2 separate regions of the Homo sapiens genome follow, and region 1 is linked to region 2. A link is a contact called in ENCODE Hi-C data. All regions are on one chromosome and are shown on one strand. The core of a region is the stretch at or near the end of the contact, and the rest is flanking DNA. Distances in the headings are between cores, read along the strand shown.

What was found. A loop is a pair of places that touch in the nucleus more often than their neighbours do. Pooled maps may share reads with other maps.
Region 1: a map with no recorded cell type shows a loop between it and region 2 (4-fold over the local background). The contact joins the promoter of LINC03152 here to the enhancer-like site in region 2. A Hi-C loop is called at or near these places in 7 of 37 single-sample maps with no recorded cell type and 5 of 50 pooled maps.

Annotation. Positions count from the first base shown.
Region 1 is chr5:61,693,776-61,700,290 of GRCh38, reverse strand. LINC03152 (long intergenic non-protein coding RNA 3152) reads left to right here and starts at 1,859. Exons shown (of 8, transcript NR_109910.1): 1 at 1,859-2,379; 2 at 2,652-2,881; 3 at 4,273-4,308. All of the region lies in intron 1 of LINC03122 (long intergenic non-protein coding RNA 3122), which reads right to left.
Region 2 is chr5:61,536,216-61,542,574 of GRCh38, reverse strand. It overlaps ZSWIM6 (zinc finger SWIM-type containing 6), which reads right to left. Exons shown (of 14, transcript NM_020928.2): 11 at 3,604-3,761; 12 at 2,816-2,979; 13 at 610-691. Among named protein-coding and RNA genes, the nearest start is that of LINC03122, 98 kb to the left of the region's middle. Within about 2 kb of position 3,279, at least 2 of the 41 ENCODE cell types and tissues checked have a DNase peak (open chromatin) inside an H3K27ac peak, as active enhancers do.

The DNA of each region.
Region 1 (6,515 bases), core at 610-3,109, 160 kb before region 2:
GACATAAAGAAAATTCCACATGATGTTGTTTAAAAAAAAAAATCTGAGCACCAGCTGTGTTACTGGATTGAAGGTTTGGCCCTGTTGTACTTTCAAATAACGATGATGCCTGCCCAAGTCAGAGGGACAGGTCTCAGCAGCTGTGAAGCTCATCTCCTCTCTCTGCCCCTGGAAACTCACCTGCCTGGTGTCCTAACTTGTCTACACTACAGCATCTCTCATCTTTTAACAGTACCAGGGGGTTAAGAGCTTAACGGGTTTCCTTGACTTTTGTTTTAACAATTACCTTCACTGCCTTACACTAAACTTGAGGCTATATAAAAAAGTCGCTTTTATATCATTAATTAAGTAATGTTTTCATTTTACAAATTTTTTTTTTTTTTTGAGATGGAGTCTTGCTCTGTTGCCCAGGCTGGAATGCAGTGGCGTGATCTCGGCTCACTGCAAACTCTGCCTCCCAGGTTCACACCATTCTCCTGCCTCAGCCTCCCGAGTAGCTGGGACTAGAGGCGCCCGCCACCACGCCCAGCTAACTTTTTATATTTTTAGTAGAGACGGGGTTTCACCGTGTTAGCCAGGATGGTCTCGATCTCCTGACCTCGTGATCTGCCCACCTCGGCCTCCCAAACTGCTGGGATTACAGGCGTGAGCCACCGCACCTGGCCTTACAAATATTGTTTTAAAGCCTATTCTGTTTGCAGAAGTGCTAGTTTACAGAGAAGTTAATGGTGAAGTAAAGGCAGACCCAGTTCCCCCTCATGGGAGCGTTAACTATATAATCACACAAACACATGTTAGGCCACACCTGGGATCTGGGGTGTACATCAGAGGTGCCTGGTGATTTGAGGGCACATTAACCTTGCCTGAGTGTCAGGGAGGGCTTCCCTTGAAGATCTGAGGCTTTAGCGGAGATGGGGAGGGTGAGGAGGAGTTAACTCTGGGGAGGGTGGGGACCAGAGCATCCAGACAGAGGAAGTCTTGCAGGCAGAGGCCCTGGACTGGGAGGGAACACGAGTAGGAGAAATTGAAAGGAGAGTTGTGTGACTGAGACCCAGAGCAAGGGAAAGTGGGCTGACAAAGGGGCAGGAGCCATCTTAAAGTGCATTATGACCCTAAGAACAATGGGAAGACATCAAAAAGTCTTTACTAGGCAGGGGAAAATGTTTAAATGTTAGCAGTAAACTTCACATAAGATAATTCCTCACTGGCCAATTCATACCATTATTCTGCATTTAGGTTTTAAAACATGGAAAGTTCCTTTTAAAAGCCAAAACATCCTTTTTAAATATCCAAAGGCCTCTATCATTTATTCATTCATTCTACAACTATTCTTGAGCACCCACTATGCACTGGGCCCTGCCTCTCGGTCACCGCCAATATCGAGCTTACATGCGGGTGAGAGAGACAGACAAGGAACAACAGCCGCATGGCCAGGGGTCTCTCCAGGGCTCTTGGTACTCCAGTGCCTCCCTGCACCCAGCCATCCTCAAAGCAACATTGGTATGAATGAGGCTGAGACTCACAGAGAAAGACAATAGTGGACAAAACAAAGTCGTGGCTCCCTGCAGGCTGACAGCCTAGTACAGGGAGCTAAGAACACATAACAGATGAATAGCTATACACACACCAGGTAGTTATAAATGCCATGAAAAATAAGACAGATAAGAGGAGTACAGAATGATGAAGGGCTTGCTATTTTATATACGATGGTCAAGAAAGTCTCTGATTAAGTGTCATTTGAGCAGAGAATGTGCTAGGAAGCTCTATGGAGGAACAGCATTCCAGGGAGATGGAATCACAAATGCAAAGATTCCGAGGTGGAAGCATGCTTGCTTTGTTCCGGGAACACAAGGAAGTCAGTGTGTCTAGAGGGGTGCACAGGGAGTGGCACGGCAAAGGGAATTGCCCCTCAGGAGCAGAGGGTTATGTCAGAGGGGAGGCGCGAACCAGGTCGCATAGCACATTCTAGGATGTAATGAGTGTGGATTCTATGTTGCCATGGGAAGCCAGCATCCTTGCACGAGGTGGTTAAGTGCTGAGAGAAGATAAATCAGATTAAGGGGCTAGAGAGAGACTGGAAGCCTGGGGAAGCTATTTGAAACAAACGGGCAGAGGAGCTCTCTCTGAGGAAGTGACTTTAGGGCTGAGTCTTGAAATATCTGAAGTAGCGACCATGCAGATTTCTGGGATAAGCCAGTTCCAGGCAGAAAAAATAGCACTGAAGTGGGAATAAGCATCACATATCCTGGAAAGAGCAAGAAGGTCAGCGTGGCCAGGGCACAATACCAGAGGAAGCAGGGGGAGGAGGCCAGCCCTGTGGAGGCCGTGGGACGGTACTTGGCTTTTATTCTAAATACACTGGGAAGATTTTCGAGGACTGTAAGTAGAAATGACATGGTATGTGTTTTCGTGGGATTACTCTGATTGCTGCATTGGGAATAGACAATAGCAGGGAAGAAGTGGAAGCAGGGAGACGAGATAGAACCCTGTTGCAGTAGCTAAGGCCTAAGATGGCAATGGCCTAGACAGAGGTGGCTGCAGGGATTAGGTTCAGGACCTATTTTGAAAGCAGAACTGGCAATACTCACTAATAAATAGGATATGGAGGTAGAAGAAAGAGAAATCAAAGATGACTTCTGTTTTTGTTGTAGCTTGCTTGTTTTTCGAGGGAACTGGCTGAAAACCCAGTAGATTTTGGTGGCTGTTCTTGACTAAGAAGAGTGTGGAACAAAGTCACAGAGCCACGGCCCCAGACAAGACCTGGATGAAGCGCTACAGCCTGGTAGTGCCAAGACTGGGAGGGAAACAGAAGAGCACTATGAGACAGAATCCAGAAGCAAGGAGAGGAAGGAAAGGCCTTGGACCCCCTAAGGAGAAGGAGGTTGGGAGGACCTATTAGGGAACACTTCACAGCTATGCTCCCTAGATTACTTTTGTGATCATTATAGAGTAAAACTGACTTTGTGTCTGTATATATTTACAGGTCTATGAATTTCAGTCATTGTATAATATACATATAAAACCACTACCACAATCAGGATACAGAACAATTCCATTGCCCTAAAAAACTCCCTCATGGCATCCCGTGTGTTTGTTTGTTTGTTTGTTTGTTTGTTTGTTTGTTTTTGAGATGGAGTCTCACTCTGTCACCCAGGCTGGAGTGCAGTGGCGTGATCTCAGCTCACTGCAACCTCTGCCTCCCACATTCAAGCAATTCTTCTGCCTCAGCCTCCTGAGTAGCTGGGACTTCAGGCATGTGCCCCCACACCTGGCTAGTTTTTGTGTTTTTAGTAGAGATGAGGTGTCTCCAGTGTTGGCCAGGCTGGTCTTGAACTCCTCATCTCAAGTGATCTGCCTTCCTCAGCCTCCCAAACTGCTGGCATTACAGGCGGGAGCCACTGCACCTGGCCCATGGTATCCCTTTGATCTGTTCTCCATTCATCGTGTCTTTTTGAGGCTGCCATAGAAATTGAATCATATAGTATATAATCTTTTGAGACTGGATTCTTTTTTTTTTTTTTTTTTTGAGATGGAGTCTCGCTCTTTCGCCCAGGCCGGACTGTAGTGGCAATATCTTGGCTCACTGCAAGCTCCGCCTCCCGGGTTCACGCCATTCTCCTGCCTCAGCCTCCCGAGTAGCTGGGACTACAGGCGCCTGCCACTGCGCCCAGCTAATTTTTTGTATTTTTAGTAGAGACGGGGTTTCACCGTGTGAGCCAAGATGGTCTCAATCTCCTGACCTCGTGATCCGCCTGCCTTGGCCTCCCAAAGTGCTGGGATTACAGGCGTGAGCCAGCACGCCCAGCCGAGACTGGATTCTTCCATGCATAATGCCTTTCAAAGGCCTCTGAGATTCATCCACTTGTTGCTTTTTATTGCTGAGTAAATATTCCAATGTATGGATGTACCACAGTTTGTTTGTCCATTCATCCATTGAAGCACACTCAAAGTATTTCCAGATTGGAGCAATTAGGATGAAAGCTTTTGGCAGGCACGGTGACTCATGCCTATAAGGCCAAGGTGAGAGGATCAGTTGAGCCCAGGAGTTTGAGGCCAGCCTGGGCAACATGGTGAAATCCCGTCTTTACAAAAAATACAAAAATTAGCCAGGTGTGCACTTGAGCCATGGAGGTCAAGGCTGCAGTGAGACATGACCATGACACGGCACTCCAGCCTGGGTAACAAAGTGAGAAGACTTGGCCTCAAAAAAAAAAGCTGCTAAAAACATTCATGTGTAGGCTTTCATAAAAACATAAGTTTTCATTTCTCTAGGGTAAACACACAGGAGCAGGATTGCTGGGTCATATGGTAAGTGCATGTTTAACTTTGTAAGAAACTTCCAAACTGTTTTCCAGGATGGGTCCTGCATTTTGCATCCCCACCTACAATGTGTGAGAGTTTCATTTGCTCTGCATCTTCACCAGCACTTTGTGTTGTCAACATTTTTCTTTTACTTCAATAGATAGAAGTTAAAACTACAATTAGCTATCACTACATTTGTGGTGGCAACTTAGCCTCTTAAGTTTTTAAGTGCACTACATTTGTAGTGGTAGCTAATTGTGGTTTTAATTTATATTTCCCTTATGACTAATGATATTGAACATCTACTTAAGTGTTTATTTGCCTTCTTTATGTCCTCACTGGTGATGTGTTCAAAACCTTCGCCCATTTTTTAGTGGGTTAACTGTTTTCTTCATGTTAAGTTTTGAATAATCTTTACCTATTCTAGATACAAGTCCTTGGCCAGATAGGTAATTCGAAAATGTATTTTCCCAGTGTGTGTATTGACTTTTCATTCTCCAAGATAGATCTCTCACAGAGTAAAAGTTCTTAATTTTGATAAAGTCCATTTGTCAATTTTTAAAAATAAATTGTGCTTTTGGAGTCATGTCTAAGAACTCTGCATAATAACAGATAATAAGATTTTTTTCTAGGTTTTTTTCTAAAAGATTTATAGTTTTACCTATTATATTTAAGTCTATAATCCATTTGGAGTTAATTTTTGTATGAAGTATGAGGTTTAAGTCAGGGTTCTTTTTTTGCATATAGGTTTTCAACTGTTTTAATACCATTTGTTGACAACATTATTCTTTCTCCATTGAACTGTTTGTGCACCTTTGTCAGAAATCAATTAGCTGTCTGTTTTGGGGTCTATTTTTAGACTCTATTCTCTTCCAACAATCCTGAACCTTTTCCTTTGTCAATACCATACTGTCTTAATTACTCTAGCTTCATAATTAGTCTTATTGTCGGGTGGTGTGATTCCTCCAGTCTTATTCTGTTTTCAAATACTAAAATAATTGCTTTGAATTTTCATATAAACTTTTTATGACTTTACTTTTTGTTTTTTAAATGTTTATAACAGATATATTATTTTTTTCACTGTTGTAAGGACACTTAACATGTCAACATATCTACCCTTTTAAGTTTTTAAGTGCACAATATTAATTGTAGGCACAATATTGTACAGTAGATCTCTAGAACATGTTTGTCTTGCATAACTGAAACTTCATACCCATTGAAGACGAATCCCTCATTGCCCTCTTCTCTTTATCCCTGGCAACTACAGTCCTACTCTCTTATTTTATGTATTTGGCTATTTTAGATATCTCTTATAAGTGAAATCATACAGCCATTTGTTTTTATGTGATTGGCTTCTTTCACTTAGCATAATGTCCTTCAGGTTCATTCATGTTGTCACATATGGCAGGATTTACTTCTATTTTAAGGCTAAATAGTGTTCCATTGTGTATAAATACCACCTTTTATTTATCCATTCATCTGTTGACAGACACTTAGGTTGATTCCATATCTTGGCTATTATGAATAACGCTGCAACAAACATGGAAATGCAGATATCTCTGTATATGTTCTTAGGAGGTATGTCTATTCAAGGTTCTTTGCCAATTTTTTAGTTGGGTTATTTTATTTTTATGCTATTCAGCTGAAGGTGTTTTTTAATCTTATTTTAGATACTAAACTCTTATCAGAATATGGTATGCAAATATTTTCTCCCAGTCTGTTGATTGTTTCCTTTGTTATACAGTATCTTTTCAGTTTGATGTAGTCCCACTTGTCTATTTTTGCTTCTGTTGCTTGTGATTTTGATGTCATATCCAAGAAATCATTGCCAAGACCAATGTCATGAAGCTTTTCCTCAATGTTTGCTTCTAGGAGTTTTAAAGTTTCAGGTCTTATGTTTAAATCTTTAACCAATTTTGCATTGATTTATATGTATGGTGTCAGATAAGGGTACAATTTCATTCTTTCACATGTATACATACAGTCTTCTTAATAAATTTAAAAGGCCATATACCATGATGAAGTAGGATTTATCCCTGGGATGCAAGGATGGTTCAACATATGCAAAGCAATTAAAGTAATACAGGACATTTAAAAAGGATTCAAAATTACATGATCATCCCAAAAGATGTAGAAAACGCATTTAACAAAATTAAAAATCCTTTCATGAAAAAAAAGAAACCCTCAACAAACTAGGTGTAGAAGGAATTTAC
Region 2 (6,359 bases), core at 2,030-4,529:
TATCCCTTTCTGATGCAAATATGAAAAAAGAACGTTTAACCACTATTTATTTTAAATAGCAACCATTTGTTTCTGTTGGCATTCTTGCTGGGAATGTACAGTTTTCTTCTGAACTGATCTACTGCTGCAGTGGAGAAATAGTTAGCTGAAGGGCCTCACAAAATGGCAGCTTATGGGCAGCCAGGAAATCTTCTTATGGCCAGCTACAATTGCTCACACATCTGGAGGATCACCTAAACCACACCCAGTGGTCATCACTTCTCTGCTGGATACCATGATGTATGCCTTCAGATGATAAAGAAGAAAAACAGTGCAACTAGGTAACTTTATATATATGAACTGAATAAAAACAGTTTACTCACTGACTTATACCATTTTAAATAAGAAGCTGGAGCTTCACAAATGTGACCATTTCAAGTTGAATAATACAAGTATGTATAACTGAAGGTTAGGGGTAAGGGGTCAGGGAGAAGGAAGCCCTTGTGGACTGCTAGAAGGAGCCTTGGAGAAGTCAACATAAAAGAGTGAATATGTTCACATGTCTGTAACTGACAAGTTAAATCCTACCATGAGGCACCTAGGAAAGCTTCTGTTCCAGAGTTTACCTACCGACTTCAGTAGCACACGTTACCAGCCACCTCACCATCTCCCGCCGTCGCCAATTTAAGGTTGACAGTGTCATTCGCATAACCTATAAAAACAGGGTAACAAAATGTTTTAGAAAATTATCCTGAGTCAATGAAAAAAAAGGGGGGGGATAAACTATAAGGCATATAAGGCATACCTACTGTCTACCACCAGGAAGATGAAAGCATAATTTAGAGCAAAGCTCTACATATGAATTTGGATTTGTCCATGGCTACCCCAGGTGGCCTTGCCACAGCCACATTCTCCTCCTGGCAAGAGGCCCATATTCTCCTCCTGGTGGGCCCACTGACTAGATGTGGTATCTGAACCAGTTACTCTATCTTTTCTCATCTGCAAAATCAGAGGGCTGGACTGGAGCATTAAACACAGCCCATGCCCTTTTTCCCTCCCCAGATTTAACATTCCATAGTTCAATTTCTGAGGCTCCTGTGAATTCATTCTAACCAGGAACTCTCAGTGGGGAAAGAGGTATTTTAAAATAATCATTTTAGTTATTCCTTCAATCTCTGATTGCTCTTTTCTGGTGACCATGAAGGTAACTCCAGGTTTATGGGGGAAAAAATCATCCTTGATATCATTAGTGATCTGATTTTGTTTTTCACTTTCTAACAAGAAGTCCCTAAATAAACATATCTCCCTCTTCATAATTCCCCCATTCTTTAAAGATTCAAAATATCCAGGGACGGTCAGGTGCGGTGGCTCATGCCTGTAATCCTGGCAATTTGGGAGGCTGAGGCGGAATGGATCACGAGGTCAGGAGTTTGAGACCAGCCTGGCCAATATGGTGAAACCCCGTCTCTATTAAAAACATAAAAATTAGCCAGGTGTGGTGGCGTGCGCCTGTAGTCCCAGCTACTCAGGGGGCTGAAGTAGAAGAATTGCTTGAACCCAGGAGGCAGAGGTTGCAGTGAGCTGAGATTGTACCCCTGCACTCCAGCCTGGGTGACAGAGTGAGACTCCATCTGAAAAAACAAAACAACAACAACAACAAAAAAAAAAAAAAAAAAAAACCCACAAAATATCCAGGGACATCATATCCCCAGAGGCCCTGTGGGATTCCTTTTTAGGTTCTAGAAATACTCACAAAGGGCCTGTGAGATTCCTTCTTAGGTTCTAGAAAGAATGAGTCAAGGAATAAGCTCTCGTGCATATCCTATTTACCATGAATTCCAAATAACAAGAGAGCTCATGTTAATGGTTCTTTCTGCATCACATCTTTAAGATGAGGCAAATGGTGACAAAAATTAGCCAAATAACAAGAATTAAAAAAAAACAAAAAACTTCTGAACCATCACTATATAGCTTAAAAGCAATCTTCTATACCCTTTGCTTGTACAGTATTCTATGTTACCATGGTAGGTACATTTTCCTGTGATCCTATTATTTAAACATTATTAGTCACTGTAAGGGAGAATCCACAACTAAAACACCAGATTAATTATCCAATCAGGGGATTATACTCCCCATTCTTTAGGTAACTGGGGTATAACAATTTTGTTCACTGCTTTTTAATGGGAAGAAAGCAAATGTTAATAGAGATTCCATGAGAAAAATGAAACAAACTTTTTAGTTCTTGGTTTATCCAGTGATCTGTTCAGAAACTATAAGGAAGCAAACATCTATCTGCATGACGAACTCAAAATGTCCTTGGTATTCTGTTCTGCTGAAATCTAAAACTGGACTCTGGCCCGATCACTCCTCCTTTACCTATTTTTCTCAGAGTTATTAAAAGGAGCTAGAACTGCCCATCTATTATGAAAATGCAAACATCAATAAAAATTTATACTTCCTCTAAAAATTTAACCCTAACAACTGAATCTTCATTATACATGCTAGCTTTATTTAAGTCTCTTATTAGCAATAATTCTTCTCCCTTCATTCAAAGGAGAAACAGTGTCGTTAAGGCTGCAATTCAGAAAATGATTTTTTTTAATTGAAAGACACAAATTAGGCTGCTAAATGTACAGTCCATGCACCTTACATAGCAGTCTGGTTCAGCTGGGAATGACCACGTCTCTGAAATACAGTTCTCTCCTGAAGTCTAACAGATTTGTACTCCAAAGAGTCATTTACCTGCACTCAAAAATCCAATCAAACAAAAACAACCCTAAGAGGTGCCTTTATTTAGCAGTCTTTGATGTCCCAGGAAAGACTACCAGTCATGTACCTGCAGGCCCAGCTCCAGAGACACTTTCAAAAGAGTGATGTCTGGCAAACTGTCCATGAGAGTTGCTATTTTAAATGCATCTTGGGCAAGCTTGAAGATGTGTGATGAGGAGTGAATGTTTTTCTGGATGGATTCTAATACTGTTTCCAGCCTCCGAACATCGCCTGCAATGAACAAGGGAAAACCAAACCAAACCAAATCAAAGCAAAGCAAGACAAACAAATAAACAAAAATCATACAACCATACACACACACAGAGGGGGAAAAAAGAAACAAAACAAAACATAAAGCACAAGTTAATTTACCTAACATGTTCACAGATGGCACAGGTGTTACAACTAGGGCTCCCATAATTACTGCAATGTCTGTGAATCTCGGCTTCACAAAAAAAGATACACTGAGACACACCCTCAATGACTCAAAGCACATATGAACCAGGACCAACATGAGACAGCAACAGCTCTCCTAGTTCCTACTTATGTATTTTTGGTGAATATTTCAGGAAGAAAAAAATGTAACCCAACTTGTAAATCTGCTTCTGAATTTCAACCATTTATATTTTCTTAGCATGGTAACTAACCTGAACTCTGCTGGCAGCAAGTTAATGATGCAGGTAAATGAGGAAAATGCCACCTGTTTTGCCTTAAAAGCTAACATCTAAAGAAAAAGATCCCTTCAACCTATCTGACATTAACACCACTGCTGAGAATTTGATAGAAAACAAGACTTAAAAAAAATAAACAGGCAAACGAATGAAACAATTATGAGGCCTCAGGACAGTACAGTACCTTTGGCTGCAGTTAGCATGGTGGATGCCAGCTCACACTGCTGGGACTCAATGTGGCTTAGAGTGAACCAGCGAGGGTAGCGGTTGGGAACAACTGATGCAATGTGGTGTGGGCGGGTGAGGTCTCCTGATGGAGCAGTAGATTCCAATACTAGTAACCTATAATGAGAAGACAAGGAAGGTGGCCCCTAGTTATTTCTTGACCATGTCCTTGGCCAGAAAGACTGGCCAACAGAAGCCAGAGGAGTGGGTAGATGTTCAGGCCTCTACTCAAGTTCAGCAAGGGCTGGTACAGCTATACTCTGCTGTGTGGGTGCAAAATACCTAGATTTTTTGGACTACTAATTGTTTGCTAATAATAACTGTTCATCACCCAAACCTTGTTAGTTGTTCATCACCCAAACCTAAGAGATTTTCTTTCTTTAGCACCATTCAGAAAATTACAATATTCAAATAAATTAAGATACGCAAACACCGAAGAACTTTTAAACACAGGTCTTGATGTTTACCTACAAATTTTGAATTCTATGACTCAAAAAATAAATCAACAGAAACTGATAGTGAAATGGATATTTAAGACTGAGATCACAGTCAGGAAGCAGTGAGTACTTAAGATGAATAAGCTTAACCTATTTAAACATAAAACAAGAAGGGAAGTAAGACAAAAATTACCTCTTTTCCATCCATTCATACTTTCTGAACAATTAGTTTCTTATGACTCCAGGAATTTGACATTAGACTATGTTCTACCAACCATATTACAGAAGATAAATGTGACCTAAGTGTCTGTCCCTTGACAGTTTTGCATAAATTCAGAGTGATTTCTGATTTTTTATTAAGAATATACTGTCATGGCGAAACCCTGTTTCTACAAAATATAAATCAGTTGGGTGTGGTGGCATGTGCCTGTAATCCCAGCTACTTGGAAGGCTGAGATGGGAGGATCAGCTGAGCCTGGGAGCCATGATTACACCACACCGCACTCCAGCCAGGGCAACAGAGCAAAACCCTGTCTCAAAACAAATAAAAAAAGAATATGCTGATGAAAAAATTTCTAAAAGCAAAGCAAATATTTAGTAATCTCTTCTAAAAGTACCAAAAAGCTTAGTAGAGTACCTAAAGCTGAAATAATTTATTTACAACCATCAAAATGCCGGCCTTCAGTCAAGTACACCAGTGTTAAGAACTATGAAATAAGATAAGAGCTGGAGACCAAGAAGAGTCAGCTGGGTCTGGGAGTGATGCTGGCCTCAAGGCCCCACCCAAGAGCAATTATTGCCTGGTAAGCCAAATGGCTCATTCTCTTCTCCTTTTATTTAGGAACAAAAAGATGTCAGCAGTAGAGAAGGTGGCAAGGTAGGCAGTTAAGTAGTAAGAATAATGGCAGGGTTGCTATTTAGCTTTTTTTTTTTTAACTCAGAATATCCTCGTATTCACAGGCAGGTCTTGCCAGACTTACTGTAGAAGAAACTAATCAACATCCCTGGGAAGATGAGAAAATGAGTGCTGAAGATGACCTTCCTTAGCCTTCCTCTTCCAGAAGGACTAAGAAGCATGCGAGCTACATCTCTCTTTTCCTTCCTGTTCCCTGGGCTGCCTTGCAATACCTGGTGGGGCACATACCTGCCTTCCATGGCAGACCTTTGGCAGGATAGTAGTGGCAGATAGAAGAGAGAAAGTGGAAAAAAAATTCCCCTGTACCCTGCTAGTATTCCCCATTAAGAAACTGCCTTGGCAGCAACCAAGGACAAATATAAATGAGTTTGTGAGTGTTAGAAAAGCAAGCCTTTCTGCCTGGCACATACCATTACATAAGCCAGAACCACACAGAAACTTTATGCTATTTTACCCTTAAACTTTGCCAGTGGTAGTAGCAACAGCATCTGGTGGCACCATAACATTAACATCTTCCCTTTAAAACAAGATTAGAATTCCTAAGATTTGAGTAAGTATAGAGTTGAGCATATGTCTTCATAAGACAGCTTCCATTTCAGCTTCCAAAAATAAAAATAGGAACCCACTTATTTTAAAATCGTGCTCTAAAACATAAACCAAGTGGTATAATGTAATTTGGTGGGGGACTTTTGCTGATGTTTGTTATTGACTTATTTTCTGGTATTTTAAAAATAGAAAAAAGAATACTTAAGAAGATTCTCCAGCAGGTTAGTAAGATTCCATATTGCCAAGGAAAGCATGTCAAATTACAGGATGTCAGCCTTAAAACACACTGACACATAGGTATACACACAGACACATACACACATCCTTATCACTGCATAAAAAAGAGGTGTCCTTATACACATAAGCTACACTCAATACTTTCAGAACAGGGTAACTTTGGGGACACTGGTAATTTATAGGCAAGGATTTGTTTTAGAATCTACTTCTCTGATTACAGACATAGAATCTTTGATGAAAAGCTTCTTGAGATCAAACTGTTAATCAGCACACACAAGCTTTTAGGTCTACAACATGGCTTGTCCTTAGGTGATCTGTACTTTCCATTAGAAGCACAGGAGTGTTTTATTAATTTTTTTAAAGGAAAAAGAAAATGCTGATGTTTTAAGAAAGATGGATGTACCTTTTAGGTCCTTAAAATTTAAAGGTTATTTGTAAGATTAAAATATAATCTTGAACTCATTAAAATATTCACCTTGAACAAATCTGTGATAAAAATAATTATTATGTGAAATAACTTTTAAAAGAAGGTAGAAATAAAAAGGTGGGTGGTAGAGAACAACATATTCTAACTGTTAT